Linked DNA regions of Homo sapiens: region 2 is linked to region 1. The links are chromatin loops, found by intact Hi-C in ENCODE. Cell type or tissue: IMR-90. All regions are shown on one strand.

The links. Peaks named below come from ENCODE experiments on the same cell type or tissue, not always from the same donor. Only the 100,000 strongest peaks of a DNase experiment are listed, where the experiment ranks them.
Region 2: it touches region 1 in a loop (2.0-fold over the local background); 2 of 110 quality-filtered maps call a loop at or near these places.

The regions. Positions count from the first base shown.
Region 1 is chr4:128,524,561-128,532,560 of GRCh38, reverse strand. No RefSeq gene overlaps it. Among named protein-coding and RNA genes, the nearest start is that of LINC03140, 42 kb to the left of the region's middle. In IMR-90, no CTCF peak of the experiment used is centred here; DNase peaks (open chromatin) are centred at 3,220 and 6,130; H3K27ac peaks cover 2,900 bases.
Region 2 is chr4:128,345,516-128,353,515 of GRCh38, reverse strand. No RefSeq gene overlaps it. Among named protein-coding and RNA genes, the nearest start is that of PGRMC2, 62 kb to the right of the region's middle. RefSeq lists enhancers at 2,513-3,051, 3,086-3,664. In IMR-90, no CTCF peak of the experiment used is centred here; a DNase peak (open chromatin) is centred at 3,505; H3K27ac peaks cover 3,453 bases.

The DNA.
Region 1 (8,000 bases):
AAATTGAGGCAGTAATTAATAGCCTACCAACCAAAAAAAGTCCAGGACCAGATGGATTCACAGCCAAATTCTACCTACCAGAGGTACAAAGAGGAGCTGCTACGATTCCTTCTGAAACTATTCCAAACAATAGAAAAAGAGGGAATCCTCCCTAACTCACTCTATGAGGCCAGCATCATTCTGATACCAAAACCTGGCAGAGACATAACAAAAAAGGAACATTTCAGGCCAATATCCCTGATGAACATCGATGCGAAAATCCTCAATAAAACACTGGCAAACTGAATCCAGCAGCACATCAAAAAGATTATCCACCATGATCAAGTTGGCTTCATACCTGGGATGCAAGGCTGGTTCAGCATACGCAAATCAATAAACATAATCCATCACATAAACAGAATCAATGACAAAAACCACATGATTAGCTCAATAGATGCAGAAAAGGCCTTCAACAAAATTCAACAACGCTTCATGCTAAAAACTCTCAATAAACTAGGTATCTATGGAACATATCTCAAAATAATAACAGCTATTTATGACAAACCCATGGCCAATATCATACTGAATGGGCAAAAACTGGAAACATTCCCTTTGAAAGCCAGCACAAGACAAGGATGCCCTCTCTCACCACTCCTACTCAACATAGTATTGGAAGTTCTGGCCAGGGCAATCAGGCAACAGAAAGAAATAAAGCGTATTCAAATAGGAAGAGAGGAAGTCAGACTGTCTCTGTTTGCAGATGACATGACTGTATATTTAGAAAACCCCATCGTCTCAGCCCAAAATCTCCTTAAGCTGATAAGCAACTTCAGCAAAGTCTCAGGATACAGAATCAGTGTGCAAAAATCACAAGCATTCCTATACACCAATAACAGACAAACAGCCAAATCATGAGTGAACTCTCATTCACAATTGCTACAAAGAGAATAAAATACCTAGGAATCCAACTTACAAAGGATGTGAAGGACCTCTTCAAGGAGAACTACAAAGCACTGCTCAAGGAAATAAGAGAGGATGCAAACAAATGGAAAAACATTCCATCCTCATGGATAGGAAGAATTAATATTGTCAAAATGGCCATACTGCCCAAAATAATTTATAGATTCAATGCTATCCCCATCAAGCTACCAGTAACTTTCTTCACAGAACTAGAAAAAACTACTTTAAACTTCATATGGAACCAAAAAAGAGCCTGCATAGCCAAGACAATCCTAAGCAATAAGAACAAAGCTGGAGGAATCACGCTATCTGACTTCAAACTATACTGCAAGGCTACAGTAACCAAAAACAGCATGGTACCGGTACCAAAACAGATATATAGACCAATGGAACAGAACAGAGGCCTCGGAAATAACACCACACATCTACAACCATCTGATCTTTGATAAACTTGACACAAACAAGCAATGGGGAAAAGATTCCCTATTTAATAAATGGTGTGGGGAAAACTGGCTAGCCATATGCAGAAAACTGAAACTGGATCCCTTTCCTACACCTTATACAAAAATCAACTCAAGATGGATTAAAGACTTAAATGTAAGACCCAAAAACCATAAAAATCCTAGAAGAAAACCTGTGCAATACCATTCAGGACATAGGCATGGGCAGAGACTTCATGTCTAAAACACCAAAAACAATGGCAACAAAAACCAAAATTGATAAATGAGATCTAAAGAGCTTCTGCACAGCAAAAGAAACTATCATCAGAGTGAAGAGGCAACCTACAAAATGGGAGAAAATTTTTGCAATCTACCCATCTGACAAAGGGCTAATATCCAGAATCTACAAAGAACTTAAACAAATTTACAAGAAAAAAAAACCCCATGAAAAAGGGGACAAAGGATATGAACAGACACTTCTCAAAAGAAGACATTTATGCAGCCAACAAACATATGAAAAAATGCTCATCATCACTGGTCATTAGAGAAATGCAAATCAAAACCACAATGAGATACCATCTCATGCCAGTTAGAATGGCAATCATTAAAAAGTCAGGAAACAACAGGGGCTGGAGAGGATGTGGAGAAATAGGAACACTTTGACACTGTTGGTGGGACTGTAAACTAGTTCAACCACTGTGGAAGACAGTGTGGCGATTCCTCAAGGATCTAGAACTAGAAATACCATTTGACCCAGCAATCCCATTACTGGGTATATACCCAAAGGATTATAAATCATTCTACAATAAAAACACATGCACACATATGTTTATTGTGGCACTATTCACAATAGCAAAGACTTGCAACCAACCCAAATGCCCATCAATGATAGACTGGATAAAGAAAATGTGGCACATATACACACCATGGAATAATATTATGCAGCCATAAAAAAAGGATGAGTTCATGTCCTTTGCAGGGACATGGATGAAACTGGAAACAATCATTCTCAGTAAACTATCACAAGAACAGAAAACAAAACACTGCATGTTCTCACTCATAAGTGGGAGTTGAACAAGAAGAACACATGGACACAGGGAGGGAACATCACACACCAGGGCCTGTCAGGGGGTGGGGGGCTAGGGGAGGGATCACATTAGGAGAAATACCTAATGTAGGTGACAGGTTGATGAGTGCAGCAAACCACCATGGCACATGTATACCTATGTAACAAAACTGCACGTTCTGCACATGTACCCCAGAACTTAAAATATAATAAAAAATAAAATAAAAAAAGAAAAGAAAAACAACAAAAAAAGAATGAGATCATGTCTTTTGCAGCAACATGGATAGAGCTAGAGGCCCTTATCCTAAGTGTAATAACTCAGAAAATCAAATACCACATGTTCTCACTTATGAGAGCTAAACAATGGGTACACATGAACACAGAGAGGGAAATAACAGACAATGGGCGCTCCAAAAAAGGGGAGAAAAAAGGGGGGGTGGTGAGAGCTGAAAATTTACCTATTGGGTACATTGTTCACTCTTTGGGCGATGGGGACACTAAAAGCCCACACTTCACCACTACACAATATATCCCTGTAACAAAACTGCACTTGTACTCTCTAAATCTATAAAAGGAAAAAAGAAAGAAAAAAGACTAAGCTCAAACCACTTCTTCCAGGAAGTCTTCCCTGACTCACCATGATCTACCTTTGCCAGCCTTTATGTTCCCATCATACTCGAATAGCTCCATGATTGCACCAGAATTGTCTATTTACAGGTTGATTATTCCCACCAGACTGTGAGCTCTCATTTAAGCTGAGGGGGATGGAGTCTTACCAGTAAGCACAGTGATGGCATGTAGCAGGCATTCCAGAGATGTTTGCTGAATGAGAGAGTGAAGGAGCCGATGAATCAGAGAGCCTCTGGAAGCCCTTGGATGTTTAGGAGTGACAGACTAGAAGGTTAATCTAATGACAAAACATCTACATTTAATTAGTGATCTTTCATTGCCTTGAATGAGAAGTTACCAAAGAATGAAAAATTACAAGAGAAATAGAATTGGGGCACTCTGGGGGGAGGGTAGTGAAAAGCTGTTGAGTAAGAGAAGAACATGGATAGGGTTCCGCAGTTGACCCAAAAAGGCCATTTCTCCCCTTCACAGGTATCACCACAAAGCAATGACCTCTAAGGTAGCTTGTGGCTGGACAGGGTTGGAGGTCTCTCAATTGCTGGACATTAACCCTTTAGTTGCTGTACTGTCGGGAGTTCTGAGGAATCCCAGAGGAGGGCCAAGCAATGTGGACAGTGAATGGGGGGTTCTCAAGGAGCCCTGGGCTGGGGCTATTTTCCAACAAGTACAAAATTATTTCAGATTTTTTAATCATTGGGGTAGACATACCAGTGAAATCAACTTAATACCAGCCTGCCTATAGGTAAATCAGGTACATACCCCTGTGTCTTCAAGGAGAATAACTGACCCTTTAAAAGCCAACAGTTTTTTATCAAGTAAGAACTCTTTCCCTCTTGACTTTTGAGAACACTTTCTCAGCACTTGGGCGGATAGAGCAAGCTCTAAACAAGCATTGAGTGATTTTTTTTTTCACTGTTTTTGTTCCCTTAAAAACTTGTCTGTATAATTGTGTTGGGTAGCTCTGTCCTTCCCCATAGCAATAAAATGAAAGCTGATTTAGGCCTTACTATGTGGAGGACTTTTAGTCACAACAAGCAATAGCTTTACAGTTATTTGCATTCTTAGCTTCCTCCTTCGTGTAATTGGAAGAGATTTTGATTCAGTCCTTAACCTAGTTTTTACAGAGCCTCCACCAAATGCCTCAGACTCAGATACACTCTGTCACCCGTGGCTAAATAAATGAAATGAGTTTTCATCAGAAAAGGTCAGTTCTCCTCCCAGAGAGGGTTTCTATGATTCCTGCACTTGATGGGGTTTTTCCCCACCAATGGATTTCTTTCTCACTTGATTGTCCTTTCCTCACTGAGTATAAGCTGCAACTCTTTCCAACGTGGGGCTCACTTGGGGTTTTCATTTTTCCAGGATTGATTCGCTCTCAGAAGGTGAAAGTGGGATGGGGGTGGGATGAGTGAAACCATCTCTGAAATGACCAAAAATAGCTGCAGTATATAAAGCAGCTGATTAAATTATTTTGAAGAGCTGATGAATGCTTTAAAAATCTCTGCACTGAATGCAATTACCAATGTTTCTCAAAGTGCACTTTGAGGCCACCTGCATCCCAATCACCTGAGTGCTTGTCAAACATGTAAACTCCCAGGTCCCATCAAAGGACCACATCTCACAGTAAAGGCCTAGAAATCTGTACTCTAAAAAAAAATTTAAATAAAGAATAATATACATACTGAAAAGTGCACACAGCATAAAGTGGACAGCTTGCTGGAGTTTCACAACTAAACCCATCTGCAAAGCCAGCACTCAGATCAAGAATAATATCACTGATATCCCAGAAGCCCCTCTGCTCTCTCCACGCACAGTCTACTCACTCTCCTCAAGGCCAACCCGTATCTTAATTGCTAATGCCATAGATTACTTTCACCTGGGTTTTTTGGTACTGTCTATAAATGGACTCATGCAGTCTGCATTCTTTTGTGTCTGGCTTTTTTCACAGATTGTGAGATTCATCCACATTGTTGCATGTCATTATAGACTGTTCACTCTCTTTGGCTGAATGGTATTCTATTGCATGACTATACCAAAATGTATCCATTCAATTTAAATCTAAATTATAATGAAATACAGTCATGCGTCACTTAATGATGGGGATATATTCTGAGAAATGCATCATTAGGCAGTATTGTCATTGTGTGAACATCACAGAGTGTATCTACACAAACCTAGATGATATAATCTCCTACATACCTAGGCTATATTGTATGGCTTATTGCTCCTAGGTTATAAACCTGTACAGCATGTTATTGTCTTAAATATTGTAGGTAGTTGTAACCCAATGGGAAGTATTTGTGTATGTAAATATACTTAAATATAGAAAAGATACAGCAAAAATATATTATAATCTTATGGGACCACCATTGTCTGCATGGTTCGTTGTTGACCAAAATATCATTTTATGGCACATGACTGTACCTTTGTATAACCAATAGAATGGCTAAAATAAAAACAGAAAACACCAAGTGTTGGTAAGAACGTGGATCCACCGAAACTCTTAAACACTAACATGGCAGTGAGACTATAAGTTGATAAAATCATCTTGGAACACTTTTGGCAGTATTTACTAGTGCTGAATATATGGCTACCTTAAATGCAGAAATGCTACTCCTAGATGCCCAACAGAAACACATATGTTCACCAAAAAGACACAAAATAGCCCAAAACCTGGTACTACCTAAAAGTGTATCAACAATTGATCCAAATCTGCCTTTTTAACATATTTACTGGTTGTCTCTTATGTACATGAAATTTTCAGAATCTTTGCATTTATATTCTGAAGGTCTACCTTGAGAATAACCCTAGGAATTTTAGCAGCTATCAAAATACATATAGGGTCAATATATTTGAATTAAAGAAAAGATATTTTTCATCATTAAACCACCAACAGGACTCCAAGTAGGAGTTTACACTTAAGCACCATATACATTCCCTCATGACTTTGAAAGCTGAGCTGTATAGAAAAGTGTTTCACAAAGTGTGTTGAAATTTTAATTGTGTTCTCACAGCCATGTGTTCAGGGCAGCTGCTGCTGTTACTCAATTGCACTATCACTGCTGTGAATGAATATTTTATACACTGCTGTTTTCCCACACAGTTCCTTTGATTAAATAAAACTGGAATGTGTAAACTCAAGAAATAACTGAAAAAACTCAGTTCTTAGAAACTTTGATAAGAAGCAATTGAGCAAACCCCTACTCTGAAGTCGAGTGTGAGAATTTACTTTTGTTCTAGTACAGATGACAGATGTGGAATAACAACCTATTTAAGGGAGTACCCTTAAGGTGAGCAGCCTTAAATAACATAGAGATGACCCAATTTTCCCTCCTCAGGAGGTGAACAGGCACCCAGGAGGAAAACCACCTTAAAGGTAAACAAAGAAACAAGCCATTCTTGTTCCTCAGGATTTCCACAGATTAACAACAGTCCAAACAAACCCCAAATGCAAACTATTTGGAATCTCCAAATGTTTAGAACTGAAAGAGGCCTTAAAAGACATCTACAAAGAGAAAAGGAGACTTTTACATGGATATGACATAACCAAAATTATACATTGCTATGATTTAAAAATAAGGCATAAAGCCAAATTTTTAGGCACTCAGTAATATAGTGACTGAATTTAGCCTCTATGTGAGACATTTCAGCAATTACTAAAAAGCACAACGAACTTAAGGAAATCTAGCGTCTCCAAGTGTAAGCCATGAATCTGCCCTCCTTCTAAAACTAGAGCCACCATAGGTAGTGTTCCTTTTGTTTTATTTATAAAGGACTATTCAGAGGTAACCTACCAAAGTCAAGGCGAAAGAGCCTACAGCAGACACCAGTATCTCAAACCTAAGATTGAGAAGGGCACACTGGTATTCAGGACAACTGGGACTTCTATGTGCAAGTGGCTGTGACATGGCAAATATAGAGGAAGAGCTCTGACTGTAGCTGCAGGACGTAGAGAGAACCCCGCCCCCCGCCCCCGCACTTTTCCATTATTAATCTGCTCTGTCTCAAGGGAGATGACAAATACTTAAATTTTTTTTTTTTTTTTTTTTTTTTTTGAGACAAAGTCTCACTCTGTCACCCAGGCTGGAGTGCAGAGGGCAATCTCGGCTGACTGCAACCTTTGCCTCCAGGGTTCAAGTGATTCTCCTGCCTCAATCTCCTGAGTAGCTGGAATTACAGGCGTGCACCACCACACCCAGCTAATTTTTTGTATTTTTAGTAGAGATGGGGTTTTACCATGTTGGCCAGGCTGGTCTCAAACTCCTGACCTCAAGTGATCCTCCCGCCTTGGCCTCCCGAAGCGTTGAGATTACAGGCTTGAGCCACCGCACCCGGCAAATACTTAAAATATTAGGAAGCTTGATCACTTACAAGGAGCAGCTCATCTGGGAATACACTTCTCATTCACCCTAAATTCCAGAACTTCCCTCAGCCCTTAGGATCACGCTTAACTTGCCAGGCAGTGAAGTTACAAGGAGGGGGTGGTCGTGGGGTAGGGCCCATGGAACAGTCAGCCTGTGCAGGTGAAAAGGGGGTGACTTCAGAGGACTCTGCCACTCTATCACTCAGGTTCCCTAGAATGGCGGTCTCATGGGATATTGTCAAGTGAATGTTTCTTTTTTTTTTTTTGTAGGAAAAAGTTGACTCTTTAGGACAATGAAGTGATTCTAAATATGGTGAATGTACTTTTTCTTTTTCTTTTTTTTTTAAGTTGGAAGTCATCCTAGCAGTTAGTTGTTCTTTGAGATGGAAACTTTATCCTCATAATTTAATTTACTTGGACTGCACAGGAGTTTTCGAATTAAACATTGTCTCTAACAGTGTTACTAGTGAATTTACCATTATTTCAAGTTTAAAATGCAGCTTTGCCCACAGACAGCCAAGACAAACCCAGGACGGCCAGCTTTAGCCAGCCTGGGCCAGCC
Region 2 (8,000 bases), 180 kb after region 1:
TTGTATTTTTTAGTACAGACGGGGTTTCGCCATATTGGCCAGGCTGGTCTTGAACTCCTGACCTTGTGATCCACCCACCTCGGCCTCCCAAAGTGCTGGGATTACAGGCATGAGCCACCACACCCAGCCTAGTTTCATCCATTTTTAACTTAAATACCGTTAGTAGTCACCCATAAAATTGAGAATACCCCTATGCATTGATCAGAGTCAGCAATGCTATGTTACAGAATAAGCTGGAATCTCAGCAGACTAACATGATAAAAGTATTTCTTGCTCATGCAAAGTCTGATGCAGATGTCTGGAGCCATTTTAGAGGACCAGGAATGAGATAAGGAGAGCATGGTAGATATGCAGGATATTTCAGATTCAGAGCATGGAAGATCAAGAAGCTTACAAGTAGAGAACACCATTTCCACCCACATTCCATTAGCCAGAAATCAGTCACATGGCCAACCTAACTGCACAGGAGTCTGAGAAATGTAGGGAAGTGCAGAAATGGGTGGGCTTTATAATATCCACCACCTTCCCAAAATAATTCTATGTTTGGTTCTTATTTGTCAGCACATCAGTTAACAAGAATTAGTAGCAACAATAGATACAAGTAGTATGTAGGAGTCTCTTCTTCAGGACAGGACCAGAAAGGAAGAGATGGAAAAGGGACAGTGACAGAGACATATATACATATTTAATAATTTTATTGGGTTCTGCCTGACTTGAAAGATCTATCTACTAAGCCTTGCTGTGTCTCCAGCTCATTGGCTGATACTTCCAATAACTTTGGCTGGATGCTGAATTAGACTTTAAGTTTTGCAAGTATAATTTCTTCCAGAGATATCAGAAATAAAGCTATTTATTCATTTTAGGTACTTTGACAAATAGGTACTTTGGGATCTACAACTGAATAAATAAATGTTTTCCTGACAAGTTGAGTATAACAGATTTTAATGAAGTGACATTTTTTCATTTTATTTCTACCATAAAATTCAACAACAAAACAAGTTGGCCCTGAAAGGAAACAATAATCAAATTTAGGAATGTATCAAATTTTTTAAATTATATATAAAAGGAAAAGTATAACTTATTAAAACTTTAATAATAACTATTAATGCACCACCCGACAATTAAGACAGAAACCTGGCTTGAAACCTTCTTCTTCACTCAGTCTATCCAAGCACCAACTACATGTGATTTTATCCCCAAAATATCTCTCAAGCTTATCATATTCTATCTTCTATCCCCATTGACACTACTTCAAACTTTCTCACTTGGAGTGACATCACCTCCTAGATGACCTCTCTGCATTCAGTCTTGCCCACCTTTTCAACCCCGTACCCCTGAGAGCAATGTGTTCAAAACTGCAGGGTGCAAGGGGATCTTCTTGGAAGGTTAAATACACAGATTCCAAAGTTTTCCACCAGGATTCTGATTCAGTAAACCCAGTGTTGACAAAAAGAGTCAAACTCTGTAAAATATTTGAAGAGATTTATTCTGAGCCAAATATGAGTGACCAACGGCCTGTGACACAACCCTCAGGAGATCCTGAGAACATGTGCCCAAAGTGGTTGGGGTACAGCTTAGTTTTACAGATTTTAGGGAGACATGAGACATCTATCAGATACACATAGGATGTACATTCGTTTGGTCCAGAAAGGCAGGACAACTACTTGGAAGGAAGGGCCTCCAAGTCATAGGCAGATTTAAAGACTTATTGATTGGCATGGATTGAAACAGTTAGGTTATTGTCTAAAAACTTAGGACTGTCTGGGTTAAGATAAGGAGTTGTGGAGACCAAGGTTTTATCATGCAGGTGAAGCCTCCTGGTAGCAGACTTTGAGAATAGATTGTAAATGTTTCTTATCAGACTTAAAAAGTCTGTTCTATCAGTAATTCCAAAAGGAAGGAGTTCCAACACCCCCTTCCCATCATGGTCTAAAACTAGTTTTTCCATTTAACTTTGGAATGCCCTTGCCAAGAGAAGGGGCCATTGGGATGGTCAAGGGGATTAAAATTTTATTTTTGCTTTATACCAGGATGGAGTTCAGGGCTCTGAATTTTTAACAGGCACAACAGAAGATTTTAATGTATGTGCTCTTGGGAGAAATACTGCTCCACAAAAAAATCTCAACAAGAATTCCAAATCTCAGTGGTCAGTCCTTTGTTTAAAGCAATTGAATGGCTTTCCAGTGACTACCAGATAAATCCCAAGACCCTTATTATAGAATATAAGGCACCATGACACAGGCCTGGAGTATCTTTCCAGCCTCATATTTCCCTATTTCTCCTTAAACCTTACAGTTTCAGAACCACCAGTGCCAAATTATTTGTATTTCCTGAGCACACTACATTGGTTCATGCCTCGACATCTTAGCCATGTCAAAGAAGGATTTTTTTCAGCCCCTTTGCTGGATTCGCAGCAGGGGTGCCCCCTCTACTTGGCCTGCCATGCTCAGCCCCTTGCAGGAGGGAGCATGTGAGCGAGCAAGTGTGGAACCTGGCCAGCCACTCTGACCACCAACACAGGAGCAAGCTCTGTGCAGGGCCCATGGCCAAGCCAGGCATGTTACCTCGAAGGGAATAGGGCAGTGCCCAGGGAGGGATGCCCTTGACCCTGAAGCCCCAGAGCAGGTGTTAGTGTGATAATTAGCTCTTGTAGTTCCACTGTCCGCAGCCTTATGGCAGCATGTTAGCAGCTCAGTCGGTCCATTGCTCCATTGTGCAGGGTGGCTGCTCTCTGCTGGCAAGGGCAAGGGCCAGTACTACAGCTTTTCAGAGTACCTGTGCTCAGTGGGTCCTAAGCTCTTGTCCAGCAACCAAGAAAAATGACATCACACTGATGACTGAAGGGTGATGACAGCAGAGGATTTTATTGAGTGACAGAACAGCTCTCAGAAGAGAGGGGATGCAGGGTGGGAGGAAGGTACCCCCGCCCCCACAGTCGGGTGGTTTCTCCCTGTGTGATTGGGTCTGGGGCTTTTTATGGACTCAGAATGGGGAGTGCATGCTGATTGGTTTGTGAGTATGCAAAAAAGTTTAAAGCAAAGACACCACTCAAAGGTGGGCACCACAATGTAGAAAACCAATTAGGAAAGGGTAGGTATATGTAAAATGGGTGAAAGGCAGAGACCAATCAGAGGAAAGCACACCAAATGGGAAGACAGGTTCTCAATCTGGTCCCAGCATTTAACTTGTAACTTGGCTTTCAGGCTTTACATGGTCTTCGACTTGGAGGTGGGATTTTGCTGGGGACTCACCCCTATCTGCCTAGGCATCTGACTGCCTCCTGTCACTATCAATGTTGTTCCTGCTACCCAGAATTTCCATGCCCATTGTCATCCTGATAAACCAGCATTTACCTTCAAAACTGAGCTCAATTCTTTTGTTAATTTCTTCTAATATGCCACCATTGGCAGAGTTAATGTCTTCCTCCTCTTTCATCATCCTGTCTGTTCTGACCTTTGAAGTACTTCTATTACTACACATCTTTGTTTACATTCCGCTCATCCCCTATCTAACCTCCTTACGTCATCTCAGTGCCTCGCATGTAGAAGGCATTAAATAAACATTGTTGAACTATAACTAAATACAAAACATGAGCTCTTTGGGAGCAGAAACAAATAAAGATTCCTCTTTAGATTATTTGGTCCTTTAAGTTAAATATTTCAGTTCAGTTCAGTTTATACAATTTTTTTCTTTCTTCATTATTCATTAATGAATTATTCATTTCCTTCATTAATTCTACAAACGCTTTTTGAAAGCCTACTATGCACATCATTGTACAATAATGCTACCTAAAATCCAGTGTTTATATGCTAGAAACTATTAGATACAGTATTTCTTTACCTTTTATTCTCTACAGGTCTTTCGTTAATTTTCTTATGTAATGGTTCCTGTCACAGGTAGGAGAGTACTTTGAAGACTGGCATCTTTTGAGATACTAATAAATGTTTCCCTCCCAATAAAACTAAAATGTTTCCCAAATAGTATAGTATAGTGTTAAAATGATATCCATACATTTGTGTTTCTACCTCATGGGCTTCTTTGGGGAAGTACATGAGAAAGTTAATAGCAGCCTACCAGCCTACCATTTAACCCACATCCCTAATCAATCAATAATTTTTTTTTTTGAGACAGAGTTTCGCTCTTGTTGTCCAGGCTGGAGTGCAATGGCACCATCTCAGCTCACTGCAACCTCCGCCTCCCGGGTTCAAGCGATTCTCCTGTCTCAGCCTCCCGAGTAGCTGGGATTACAGGCGCATGCCACCATGCCCAGCTAATTTTTGTATTTTTAGTAGAGATGGGATTTCATCATACTGGTCAGGCTGGTCTCGAACTCCTGACCTCAGGTGATCCGCCCACCTCAGCCTCCCAAAGTGTTGGGATTACAGGCGTGAGCCACCGCACCCGGCCAATCAATAATTTTTTTTTAATTGCACATAAGCACCTAACTCACACCCTAAGGGAGACTGTGAAAAAACAGAAAGAATGGGCCACTGTCTTTCTTTATTCATCTCTACATCTTTGTACTTACAGGCCTCCTCTGGATTCTAAAAGCAGCCTTGACAGTTGAAAACATGGCATAAATTTTGTAGCCTCAATCACCCCTAGATGAACTTAAAAAAACACCTTTTTTGTATATTTATTCTAAAATTCAGGTCAGGATCTAAAACCTGAACATAACAATGTATTTAAACATTGCTGCTTTACTCTACTTCTTACATATCTTATTGTGTAAATTTGTCTTTCAAAGAAGAAAACGTTTATACTATCATAAAATAGACAGTGAAGCTCTAAAACTTGCCAAATACTGTAATCTAAAATCATTTTCTGACAGAAGAAGACACTACTCCTTTTTAGAAAAAGAGTGGAGTTATTACAAATGTATTCTTTTTGACATCAAAACAAAAAGAATGATTACTCATTTTATATTTGTTGGCATGGAGTTATTTGGACGTGGTTAAAAATATCTCCAAGAACAGTCTTCACTCTAGCCCCAAACCTGTATATCTTCCCTTCAGAGATGAAAACTGTCCACAGCAATCAACAGTAACATTCCAAGTCTGACACTCCCAGACACCCAAACAACACAATGCCGGGCGGCTGGAGAGCACAGTTAGCATTACAGAAATCACACTCCCTCTGCCCGGAGAACAAGCAGATCAAACATCAAAACTGTCCCAGAAATATGCAATGTGGGGTTATAAATATGCTCCCACAGAGGGATAAGAATTTGTAACAAAGTTTAAAATCATTTGTAGATTGGCTATAATTAAAAAAAAACAGAAAACAGTAAATGCTGATGAGTATATGGAGAAATCAGAACTCTCATACATTGCTGGTGGGAATGTAAAGTGTGCAGCCTTTTGGTGATTCCTCAATAAGTCAAACATAAAATACCATATGACTCAGCAATTTCATTCCTAGGTATATGCCCAAAATAATTGAAAACAGGGAGTCAAGCAGATGCTTGTACACCAGTGTTCACAGCAGCACTATTTCTACTAGCCAAAAGACAGAAAAAAACACAAATGTCCATCAATTCATGAATGAACAAATAAACATGGTATAACCATCCAATAGAATATTTTTCAGCCTTAAAATAGAAAGAAGTCCTGAGACATGCCTCAGCATCCATGAACCTTGAAAACATCATGTTAAGTTAAAAAAGCCAGTCACAAAAGGCTTTGTGACTGTAAATGGTATGATACCATTTATATGAAATATCCAAGAATAGGCAAATCTATAGGGACAGAAAACAGATTAGTAGTTTCCAGGAGCTGTGGGTAGGGGAGGATGGGGAGTGGCTGCTTATTGTCTCCTGTTTCCATCTGGGGTGATGAAAATGTTCTGGAGCTAGATAGTGGTGGTAGTTGCACAACCATGTGAACGTCCTAAATACCAATGAATTGTATGCTTTAAAAATGCTTAATCTAAGCTGGGCACAGTGGCTTACACCTGTAGCCTGAGCGCTTTGAAAGATTGAGGCAGGAGGATCACTTGAGTCCAGGAGTCCAAGACCAACCTGACCAACATAGAGAGACCTAATCTCTACAAAGAAAATAAAAAATAAAAAACAGCCGGGCATGGTGCCACACACCTGTAGTCCCGGCTACTTGAGAAGCAGAGGCTTGAAACCAGGAGGTCAAGGCTGCAGTGAGCTCTGTTTGTGCCACTGCACTCAGGCCTGGGCAACAGAGTAAGACCCTGGTTTTTTTTTTTTTAAAAGGACAACAACAACAAAAAAAGATGACTCTGCAATTTTACAGGCAGTAGGGAAAAAAATGATTTAAATGGTAAATTTTATACTAACTGAATTTTACTACAATAAAAAATCATTTGTCAGTTAAATAATTTTTTTAATGTGATGCAATTCTAGGATATTCCACAGTGAAAATATTTTTGAGTAAAACATACTTATCAATATATGCATGTGTACACTGCTTGAATTATCAAATATTAGATCTAACTTAATTGTTCTATAACTAAATAAGTTAACTCTTTCAGTAAAATTTCAGAGAAACTTAAAAATAGGGGGCTGGGTGCAGTGGTTCATGCCTGTAATCCCAGCACTTTAGGAGGCCAAGGCAGGCAGATCTCTTGATGTCAGAAGTTCAAGACAAGCCTAGCCAACATGGTGAAACCCTGTCTCTACTAAAAATACAAAAATTAGCTGGGTGTGGTGGCGGGTGCCTGTAATCCCAGCTACTTAGGAGGCTGAGGCATGAGAATTGCTTGAACTCAGGAGGTGGAGGTTGCAGTGAGCCAAGATCACGCCACTACACTCCAGCCTGGGCATCGCAGTGAGACTCTGTCTCCAAAAAAAAAAAAAAAAAAAATAGAAGATATTTGGTGAATTTCATAACATAAAATGATCATAGATTATTTGTGGTCAAATACCTAGAATACCTAGAAGACCACAAACTCTCAGAAGTCTGAGAAAAACTAATGTTCTATTTTGAAAACCAGCACACTCTCAGCACCCCAAAGTACTCGCCTATAGCCTTACTTAGCATTACGTATAAGTATGAAGAGTCATCCAACATAATTTATTCTGAGTGCTTATAATGTGTCAGGCACTAGTCTAGGCACTGGAAATATGAAAGCTACTAAGGCAAGGTTCTTGCCCTAATGGATCTTATGAATAAAATAGAAACTATGCATGTTTTACATATTGCAATTTTTGTGTATGACAATAACATTACCCAAGACCAGTGAAGGGATGAATAGGAAACCAGAGCCAACAGTAAATTGCTATTATCTCCTAAGTGGTATTTAAAGCAAAGCAATAATAAATCAGGATCATCATGTTGTCATCCAGACAACTGCTAAGAAACATCTTGTTGGATATTTGAGTTGGTAATCACATTCTCCAAAACCCCTAAGCTCTGTTTTATTCACGTTCTATCCCTTCAACCAATAAGAAGAATAAGTAAATGTTTCATTTCAAGCTGTTATCACTAAGAATAGAAATGTTTCATCTACAGAACCCTGTTCCAGGAACTATGGATGATTCAAAGTTAATGGAAGGTATCCCTGCCTTTGTGTAGTTTATCATCTGACTGGGTAGGCAAAATGTCCATCAAAACTATCTGAGAGCAATTATAATGTGACATAAGAGCTAAACACGTGTGAGTTGACATAGTATAAACCAAGCTCTCAAGGGCAGTGAGAATGTGAAGTATGAACTACTCAAAACCAGAGCACTACATGGTATTCACTGTCCTTCTGATACAGCACAGGCTATAGTTTACATGTTCCCTTAAAGTGTAGAAACAATCCTAATACTAATCTGTTTTTTCTTATCACATGTAGGGGTTTGGGAGAGAAAGTCTGGGACTTACTATGTTGCCAGGCATTTTGATAGGCACTTTTAAATTTAACCTCACAAAAACCCAAGCTACTTTTTCACCATCATCATCATCGTCATTCCCATCATCATTATCCCTATTTAATACTTGCCCAAAGTCAGCCAGCAACTAAGTGTCATGGTTGCAGAGGACTCA